2 separate regions of the Homo sapiens genome follow, and region 2 is linked to region 1. A link is a loop called in an ENCODE intact Hi-C map of the cell type or tissue named here. Cell type or tissue: Panc1. All regions are shown on one strand.

Region 1 (5,000 bases):
ATAGCATTTTTTAAATCTAACAAGCAGAAGAAAATTGAAGATAGAAAAATGGATAGGAATATAAATGTGAACTTAGATTCTATCTCTACATATGTAAGAGGATGAGTGAGACAAATATACTCCAAGGAAATTCTTAAATTTCTGCTTCAAATCAACTCCTGCAAAATGTAGTGGCTTTCAACTGAACAATGTTAGTGTGTTTAGTATCACCTTAAAATGAAATGCTCAAATGAATGCAATGAGAGCAGATTTTAGCATGGAACCTGGTCACCCCAGAATCAAGATCCTCTTTTTTTTTTTTTTTTTTGATGGAGTCTCACTCTGTCACCCAGGCTGGAGTGCAGTGGCGTGATCTCAGCTCACTGCAACCTCTGCCTCCTGGGTTCAAGTGATTCTCCTGCCTCAGCCTCCCGAGTAGCTGGGACTATAGGCACGTGCCACCACACCTGGCTAATTTTTTGTATTTTTAGTAGAGATAGGGTTTCACCACGTTGGCCAGGATGGTCTCGATCTCCTGACCTCGTGATCCGCCCGCCTCAGCCTCCCAAAATGCTGTGATTACAGGCGTGAGCCACCGCGCCCGGCCTCTTTCTTTTTTCCTCTAGTAATCCACTGTTTTCTTTTCTACTCCAAACTAATGAAACAAGAAGTTATTCTGACCCCAATACCTTTCGAGTCTCATTGGTCATTATCAACATATAATAAGAATTGTCAATTCTTTGTCCACTAATTCAGCAAACTTTTATTGTGTGTTACTTCTCTGGTGGGGGTTGTGTTATGCCCTGGTTGTGCAGTAGTAACAAAGCATGTCCTTGCCTATAAGCTGGTCAGAGTTCAGATTGGAAGACCTTCAAATAGACAGGCAATTAAAATGTGGAGTAACAAGTGCTGTGGCCAGAGGTGTACAAGCTGCACAAGAGGGATGAGTGAGAAGGATGGGAAGCCATGGAAGGATGTCTGAGCTGCACCAAGGCTCAGCCTTTGCCATTTTTAATTGTAAGCTCTGCAACAGCAGGACTATATCATTTCATCAGTGTGTGCTCAGTACCTAGCACAATGCCTGGCATATAGTAGGCACTCAATAAACAATACTCAGGATGAAAGCCTTTCTTCGAAAAAATTGCAAGGAAAGAATCTGCTTGAACATTTCCCACTTTCCATTTTCATAGCAGAAAACATATCTGTAATGGATGTGTGCTAGGTAAATAAATGAATGGGAAAAAATGACAACAGTCATGCGCTGCATAACATTTATTCAGTGATGGGCTACATATCTGACAGTGGTCCCATAAGATTATAATGCCATATTTTTACTGTCCTTTTCTATGTTTCAATACACAAATATTTACCATTGTGTTATAATTACCTACAGTATTCAGGACAGTAACATGCTGTTGTTAACAAATGACCATGAGATCTACGGAGAAAGGAATAGGAGAAAACTTTATTTTCAGACAGACAATCTGCAGATCAGGAAATGTAGCCTCCAGGGAAATCAAAAGCACACACTCCAAAGGGGGAAGAGGGAAACTGGCATTTATGTCTTTCAGGTCTGCCTCACATGTATATTTAGCAGGTTTGGGGAAAATCTATGAATATTTATGAGGGAAGCCAAGCACGTGTGTAGTAGGCAAACATACATATACATTTTATGTTTATTTGGGGGGGTGGGGATGAGGATGTCAAAATGTGAATTACAGGGCATAAAAGAGGTTTTTTGCAGTCTCTGTTTGCCGGCTGAAATTGGCTTGAGGTCTGTGCTGTTTATCAGGAAAGAAGGTTTACAAGGTCAGTCTGCTGTCCAATCGGGGTTGCTGGCAGGCCCACAAAGCAGGGTCAGGCCAGCTGGCATCGGGCAGTCCACTAAGCATCAGTTGGGAAACTCCCAGTTATAGCTGTTTTGACAATTTCTTAAAGGGTGAGCTTCTGCTCAATTATAGGAGAAAAGATGTTATGGCAGTCAGTAATATAGGGGTATGTGACCAACCCCTCTCTCTGCTATGGCTGCTTGATTTCATCTTGGTGTGTCTCATTTTAGCCACAGGGAATCCATTTTGTCTGTCAGCCAGGGGTATATTTTAACACTGCACAGGTTAGTAGCCTAGGAGGAATAAGCTATATCACCTAGCTTAGGTGTGTAGTAGGCTATACCATCTAGGTTTGTGTACACACACCCTATGATGTTCATGCAATGAGAAAATCCACCTAATGATGCACTTCTCAGAACGTATCCCCATCATTAAATGACATATGACTGTATTTAGAGAAGAAGGAGTCAGTTCAGTTCCACAACTATCCTGAAGGACAGTTCAGTTCCAAAACTTTGAGTGCCAGCCATGTCCCAGACCTGGCACTGTGTGCTGGGGCTACAGAGGCGGCTTAGACACAGGCTCTGTCTTCAGGATGCTAATTGTTTTCTGGGGGTGGCAATGCAGGATGACAGAGAAGTGATGATTCTGTGTATTTAGGTCATTTGGGTATAAAAGGCATCTTTCCCCTCAGCAGGTAGAAGAGTGCATTAGAGAGGCAGATATGGCATGGCAAGATGTCCTTGGAGATTGTTCCAACTTCACAACAGTTTGAATGCATTCAGAGTAATCCTGCACATTAGAAGAAATACCAAGTTATCAAGAGGCCCAGCCTATGTGTAAATAAGCACTGGTATTTTAATTTGGGGGAAAAATCTGCTGACAATATATAATCAGATTTCAAAGGATGCAAACATCATGAAGAATCTTTGCTTTGGTTTGAAGTTTAAACATAACTAATGCTCAAGCAACCCATGAAAGGAATGGAGGCCCCAGAGTGGGGATGAGGGTGTTTCTAGAAATGGAGAGTAAGGGGAGAGAGGGAAGGTTTGCATATGTTGATGGGGTTCCAATTTTCACTATAGACCACTAGTTCTAAAGTGAGTTGTCTTAGTATGGCATCCATCATCATGAAAGAAAATGTAGAATTTAGAAAGTGTATAATCAGAACCTAGACAACAGATGAGCTAGGCAGAATGGCAAACTTTGAGGCCTATGGGATATGGGCCAAATTCAGCCTAGAAATGTGTTTTGTTTGGTCAGCACTGCAAAACAACAACGAAAAAACTAAAACAAACAAACAAACAAACAAAAAAAGGAAGACGAATTTGAATGCCTTAAGCTAAAACAAGCACTCTCTGGTTTGCCACACCTCCCACCATTCCTTATTGTCTTGCACTCATCTACTTTGCTCATGTTCTCTATTCTGTGCCTGGCCCCTGAGTGGGCATTTGGGTTTGTAACCCCTGAGCTAGTGACTTCTCATTCCCATTTAACAGCTGGAAGAGCAAATGCTTCAAATTGGCATTGCAGAACCCCTAATTTTAAGGGAAATTGTAAGAGTGACGGCAGACCAGCAAATGTTAGCAAGGGAAGCTGAAATTGTAATGGCTGCCTTGAACTGTGTGGGCTAGAATTTTGTCCTAGCTCACCACTACTCCAAATCTTGGGACTGCCATTTGCCATCTCTATTCCTTACCACTGCCATAGTATCCAAAGCAAAGGTGGACAAGAAGTCCTATTCCATCCAAAAGCTACTCTATAGTCACTTCAAGGATTGGAACGTATTTTTCCTTCTGCATTTTGTATCCCCAACAACTGGAGAAGAAGAGCAATGGAAAAGCAAGAGAAAAACAGTACTGGCATTTCTTGAGGGGCAGGGAAGAGAGGCATAGGCAAGAGCACAGAGTATAACAGATAAAGGTGAAGAGGAAAAGTAAATCAGGCAGAAGGGAGCCAAAAGAGAACTTGAGGCAGGCATGGTGGAGATTCTGAATAATGGAATATTAGCTCTTCTTAAAGGTTTATCTGCCCCTCTCTAGTCACTGACTCAGAGTACAAGCACTGGAAGGAGCCTAGATTAACTCTGTGGCCCAACCTCCTTACTCCACAGAGGAAGAAAAGAAAGTCAGAAGAGCAATGACTTGCTCAAGGTCACACAGCAAGTGAGTAATGTGCTCACCTGAATCTTGAAGTAAGGTGTCCTGTGATTTCCCAAGCTCTTTTCACTCACAACCATGCAATGGCAGGGTGGACCTACTTAGGAGCAGGGAGATTTCACCCTGGCTGTCTTCCAAAGTCAATGTATCCTAGGGTTAGAATGTTGGAGGGAACATTCATTCATTCAAGAGTAAGCAATGCTGGGGAGTGAAAAATGGCTTCCCTCCACCTTTCTAGGTTCCTTGGTTGGGTAACAAGTTAAATTGACACAAGACGGGTTAACAGAAGAAAAACCATATTTAATTCTGTATATATACACAAGAGTCTCACAAAAACATAAGACTTGAGGAAGGGTCAGATGATTGAAGGTAAAGAAAGGAATAGGGGTTTCTGGCTTCGGGGGGATGGTGACAACACAAGTTATGGGAGAGTGAGAGGAGGAAATGTATGGTAAATAAAGGTTGTCTTGTTACACAGATAAAAAGTCTCTTAGGTAATAAAAGTTGTCTCGGAGTAGCCCTCTGAAGAATAGGTCATTATCTGGGTTTGGTCTCCACCTCCAGTCTCCTCTCCTGTGATCCCAGTTAATCTTCCCTGGCTAATAAGATTCCAGGGGAGGGGATTCTTGACAATTGAGTTCCTTTTGGAGAATCCATTTATAGACAGATAAGGCTCAGACAAAACCTCTGCCTGTATCTGCTGTTTCCGAAGTGCCCTCAGTTCCAAGTAATGAACATACCAAATCATCATATTTTGGAGCCACATTTCCTGAACAGAGCACCTGCTTATAGGTCAGGTACTGTGCTTGACTCTGATTAGGCAAAGAGCAAGAAACCACAGTCTGTTCTAATGCTGGGCACAGAGTATGTGGTCAGAAACTGTTTCTCAACAGTCTAGGGCAGTGCTGCCCAATAAAAAAAGAATTTAAGCTACAAATATGAAAAAATAAAAATAAAAAAATAAAAAAATGAACTACATATATAATTTTCATTTTTATAGTAGACTCATTAAAAAGGGTAAAAAGAAACAGCT
Region 2 (5,000 bases), 580 kb before region 1:
ATATATTTAGGATAGTTAATTATTCTTGTTGAATTCAAGCCTTTATCATTCTATAATGCCTTTCTTTGTCCTTTTTTGACTGTTATTGGTTTAAAGTGTTTTATCTAATATAAAAATACAAATCTCTGCTCTTTTTTGGTTTTCCATTAGCATGCTAGATTTTTCCATCCCTTTACTTTGAGCCCATGAATGTCTTTACATGTGAAATTGGTCTCTTGAAAACAGGAGACATTTGGGTCTTGTGTTTGTTTGTTTGTTTGTTTTCAATTTGCCACTCTGTGCCTTTTCAGTGGGGTGTTTAGACCATTTACATCCAAGGTAAATATTGATATGTGAGCTTTTGATACTATCATGATGTTGTTAGCTGGTTCCTTTGTAGTCTTGATTGTTTAGTTGCTTTATAGGATCTGTGGGCTAGGTACTTAAGTGTGTTTCTGTTGAAGCAGGTATCATTCTTTCATTTCCCTGTGTAAAAGTCCCTTAAAGGTTTCTTGTGAGGCTGGTCTAGGGTAATGATTTCCCTTAGTGTTTGCTATTCTGAAAAATATTTTATTTCTCCTTTGCTTATGAAGCTTATATTGGTGGGATATGAAATTGTTGGTTGGAATTTCTTTCCTTTAAGGATGTTGAAAATAGGCCCCCAATCTCTCCTGGCTTATAAGGTTTCTGCTAAGAAGTCCACTGTTAGCCAGATGGGCTGCCCTTTGTGAGTGACCTGACCCTTTTCTGAGCTGTCTCTTTTATTTTTCTTTCACATTAACCTTAGAATGTCTGATTACTATGTGGTTTAGGGATGGTTGTCTGGTACAGTATCTCACATGGGTTCTCTGAATTTCTTGACTTTGCATGTCAACCTCTACCTATATTGGGAAAATCGATGTGGCCTATATCCTCAAATATGCTTTCCAAGTTGCTTACTGTCTCTCTTTCTCTCTCAGGAATATCAGTAAGTCACAGGTTTTATCTCTTTACATAAGCCCATATTTCTCAGAAGTTTTGTTTATTTTTATGAATTATTTTTTCTTTATTTTTGTCTGACTGGGTTGATTCAGACTGATCTTAAAGCTCTGAAATTCTTTCCTCAGCTTCTTCTTGCCTATTGTTAAGTCTTCCAACTGTATTTGAAAATTCCTGCAGTGAATTTTTCAATTCCAGAAGTTCAGTTTGTTTTTTTCTTTATTTTATTTTATTTTATATTTTGAGACAGAGTCTTGCTCTGTCACCCAGGCTTGAGTGCAGTGGCGCGATCTCAGCATACTGCAACCTCCACCTTCTGGGTTCAAGCAATTCTCATGCCTCAGCCTCCCCAGTAGCTGGGATTACAGGCACGCACCATCACACCTGGCTAATTTTTGTATTTTTTAGTAGAGACGGGATTTCCGCATGTTAGCCAGGCTGGTCTCAAACTCCTGACCTCATGATCTGCCCACCTCGGCCTCCCAAAGTGCTGGGATTACAGGCATGAGCCACTGCGCCTGGCCTGTTTTTTTCTTAAAATGGCTATATCATCTTTCAACTGCTGGATCATTTTACTGGTTTCCTTGTATTGAACTTCAACTTTCTCTTGAATCTTGTTCAGTTTCCTTGCCATCCAGATTCTGAATTCTATGTCTGTCTTTTCAAACATTTCAATTTGTTTAGGATCCATTGCTAGGAGCTAGTTAAATCCTTTGGAGATAAAGAAACACTCTGACTTTTTGAATTGTTAGAGTTTTTGTGTTACCAGAAAGGGGTCCCAATTCAGACCCCAAGAGAGGGTTCTTGGATCTTGCACAAGAAAGAACTCAGGTCGAGTCCACAGAGTAAAGTGAAAGCAAGTATATTAGAGAAGAAACAAAAGAATGGTTACTCCATAGGCAGATCAGCCCTGAGGGCTGCTGGTTGCCCATTTTTGTGGTTATTTCTTCATTATACGCTAAAAAAGGGGGGAGTGGATTATTCATGCCTCCCCTTTTAGACCATATAGGGTAACTTCCTGATGTTGCCATGGCCTTTGTATACTGTCATGGCGCTGGTGGAAGTGTAGCAGTGAGGATGACCAGAGGTCACTCTCATCACCATCTTGGTTTTGGTGGGTTTTAGCCAGCTTCTTTACTGCAACGTGTTTTATCAGCAAGGTCTTTACGACCTGTATCTTGTGTTGACCTCCTATCTCATCCTGTGACTTAAAATGCCTAACCATCCAAGAATGCAACCCAGCAGGCCTTAACCTTATTTTACCCAGCCCTTATTCAAGATGGAGTTGCTCTGGTTCAAATGCCTCTGGCACTTGCACTGGTTCCTTGTCATCTGAAAGGGCTAGAGTTTCTTTATCTTTCTGAAGTTGCTTTCATTTGGATGAAGATTTTCGCTTTTACATTCTTTTTTTTTTTCCTTGAGGATTTCACTGTGGTGTATGTTGTCTTTAGTCACTTGTCTTTGTTTCTGGGTGCTTTCAGAGGACCAAGGCTCTGTACAGGTTTCTTAGTTTCCTGCATTGGGTTTCACAGGGGATGTATATTGAATTAATCTGTTTTTGTTGGTAGTGTAATTTGGCCTGTAATCCAGTAGATGGCACTTAAGAGTAAGTGCCTTCAGATAGGCTACTACTCAGCTGTGCATCTCTTTTTTTATTTCAATGTGTCCACAGCAGTACTCTGGAGAGGGGGAGACTTGGAGGAAGGTGGCAAGAGATAAACTCTCACCAAGTCTGTTCCTGGGCATTGGGGGAACACCCTACAATCACTGATATTGCGCTGACATTTCCTTAGCCCCAAAGGGTACCCTGGTAGGTTGCACTATCCCCACTTTAGGGGCAACCCAAGCTGAAGGTTAGGTTACCAGGATACCTTCAACTCCCCAGGTACCCACTGATCCTCTGAGCTTGGCGGAGTCAAAGTGGGTTGTGTGGTATGTCTGTAGGTGGTCTGGTGATGCAGAGGGTCAAGGGCAGAGGATCCCCAGGCAGAACATTGGCCTGTTTTTGTTGTTGTTGTTGTTGTTGTTGTCGTCGTCATCGTTGTTGTTTCCCCAGAAGATGACTGTGCAGACCACACAGCTTGCACTCACCCAATTGGATCTCCCTCTGGTGTCTGCTCCAGAAGCAGGCCCAACCAGCTAGGTTTTTTCCCTAGCCTTCCATGCCCAGATTGCTGGGCTTTTTCATCTGTCCCAGGCCATGGGCTCTCTAAAGCAGAAGCTGTGCCTGGCCAATAGGCTACACCCTTCCTGGACCTGTGTTATGGAGGGAGGGATGCCCAGCACCCACATCAGCACACGAAATCACAGCTCACTCTTCTCAGTGTTCTGAGAGTGGGGACTCCTCCTGTGCTTGAGCTCTCGCCACAATCTCAGCTCGATATTCCTGAGTTTTGTGCTCTAACACTGGGAGATTAGAAATGGGCCTGTAGCTTTGTTCTCTGTCCCCACAGTTTTGAGCACTGGCTCTGCTGGGGGACAGGCAAACTGCCCCCAGGCTGCTGGCCTCAGATGGTGCAGTGGAGGCTGTACTGTGTGCACCCTCTCAGAAGCAGCCTGGTAGGGGCCTTGGGAGAGGCCAGCAGACAAGGGAGCATGCAGATCAGCTGTGCCTCAGTCCCAAAGAAAAGGCAGCTCTACTGTCTCCTGGCCCAGCACTCAGCATGGGCTAGAGTCACTCAGAGAAAAATGGAGAGCCTTGGCGGATGGATACCTACTGTCGTGTTTTGCTGCACCTGCCCCATGAGCAACCCAATCTGCGCTCCACACAGGTTTGAGTGCTGCCTCTGTCTACTCTCCAGGCAGCTCCCCCTGTCAATTCAAATGTCAATGAAGATCATAGGATCTCTTGTTGCTGGGATCCCAGAGGTCTGCAACAGGAGTGTGGTGCCCCAGAGTTCCTTCACTCCTCCTTTTCTTAGGACCCATTCATGCTAGTCCTGGCACTTGACAACTCCATGCATGCTTTCCAGCTTCCTCCGTCTTCAACCTCAGTGTCTGCATTGACTCTTTATTGGATTTCAGTGTTTTCTCTCAAAAGATCTGTTTGAAGTGTCATGGTTTACTCAATATTTTGGTTTCTCTCAGTGGGAGACACATTTCCTGGCTGTGTCCATTTGGCCATCTTGCCTCTGCCCGCAGGAACAGCACATTTTTAGAAAAGTAACAAGACAAAGGAAAAAGACTGAGTTTCTACAGGTGGCAACTTGGAGGAAGGCAAATAAATGGCAGATAAAGACTAGTTACTAATGTTTGTTAATGTAGGTTCTTCTGGTACCATCTCCAGGCCAATACAGTTCCAAAGTTGTCTTCATTGGTGAACCTTTGTTCTCCCTGGTAGAAGGTGGGGTAGGGAGATGGGGGCATAATACCTTTCATCTTTGTAAATCTATGTCCTGCTTTTAGACAAATAAAGGGAAGGCAGAGAACTTCTTAATTGGCTTCAGCTTAACAATCTTTCAAACTTTGGAGCAGTTTATTCTGGTCTTCCTTAGGGTATAATCCATATTTGTTGAATGATGAATGGATATGCCACTAAAATCCATAAAATATGATGAGTTCTTGTGACACGGAATTTATAATGTTACAACAGATAAAAGATGATAATGATAAAGTAGTCTAGAATGTCATCGCAATTCTGAAAGCCATGCATAGGAACTTGTTAGTTATACCTAACAAGACTTTCAATAAGTTTTTCAGATTGCCAATCCAACTATGTTCTGATAAAAGAGGCAAGGGCCAAGGGGGTAGAATCCAATAGAATCTTCCTATCTACAGACTCAGCCATGCAAAAACACTACCTGTAAGCCATCCTGCAGTGGGTTGCCCCACCACCTTAACCATGCCACACTTCAGAAATGTAAACTTGCCCAACATCTTAGCATTAGGTTCCTAGGCTCTATTCTTTCAATAAAAAGTTAGTCTATGTGCCAAAGTGTTACTGGTGATGAGAGAACTTCTGTCCTATAATGATGTCGCAATGACCTTTGTGCACTTTCCAGAAAAAAGAAACAGCAATTCTCCCCAACTCACCATACTCATCA

The links. A loop is a pair of places that touch in the nucleus more often than their neighbours do. Peaks named below come from ENCODE experiments on the same cell type or tissue, not always from the same donor. Only the 100,000 strongest peaks of a DNase experiment are listed, where the experiment ranks them.
Region 2: it touches region 1 in a loop (3-fold over the local background); 7 of 110 quality-filtered maps call a loop at or near these places.

Annotation. Positions count from the first base shown.
Region 1 is chrX:137,443,094-137,448,093 of GRCh38, reverse strand. No RefSeq gene overlaps it. Among named protein-coding and RNA genes, the nearest start is that of LINC02931, 120 kb to the left of the region's middle. In Panc1, no CTCF peak of the experiment used is centred here; no DNase peak of the experiment used is centred here.
Region 2 is chrX:138,023,962-138,028,961 of GRCh38, reverse strand. No RefSeq gene overlaps it. Among named protein-coding and RNA genes, the nearest start is that of ZIC3, 460 kb to the right of the region's middle. In Panc1, CTCF peaks have their summits at 2,365 and 2,566 (motif pointing right); a DNase peak (open chromatin) is centred at 2,540.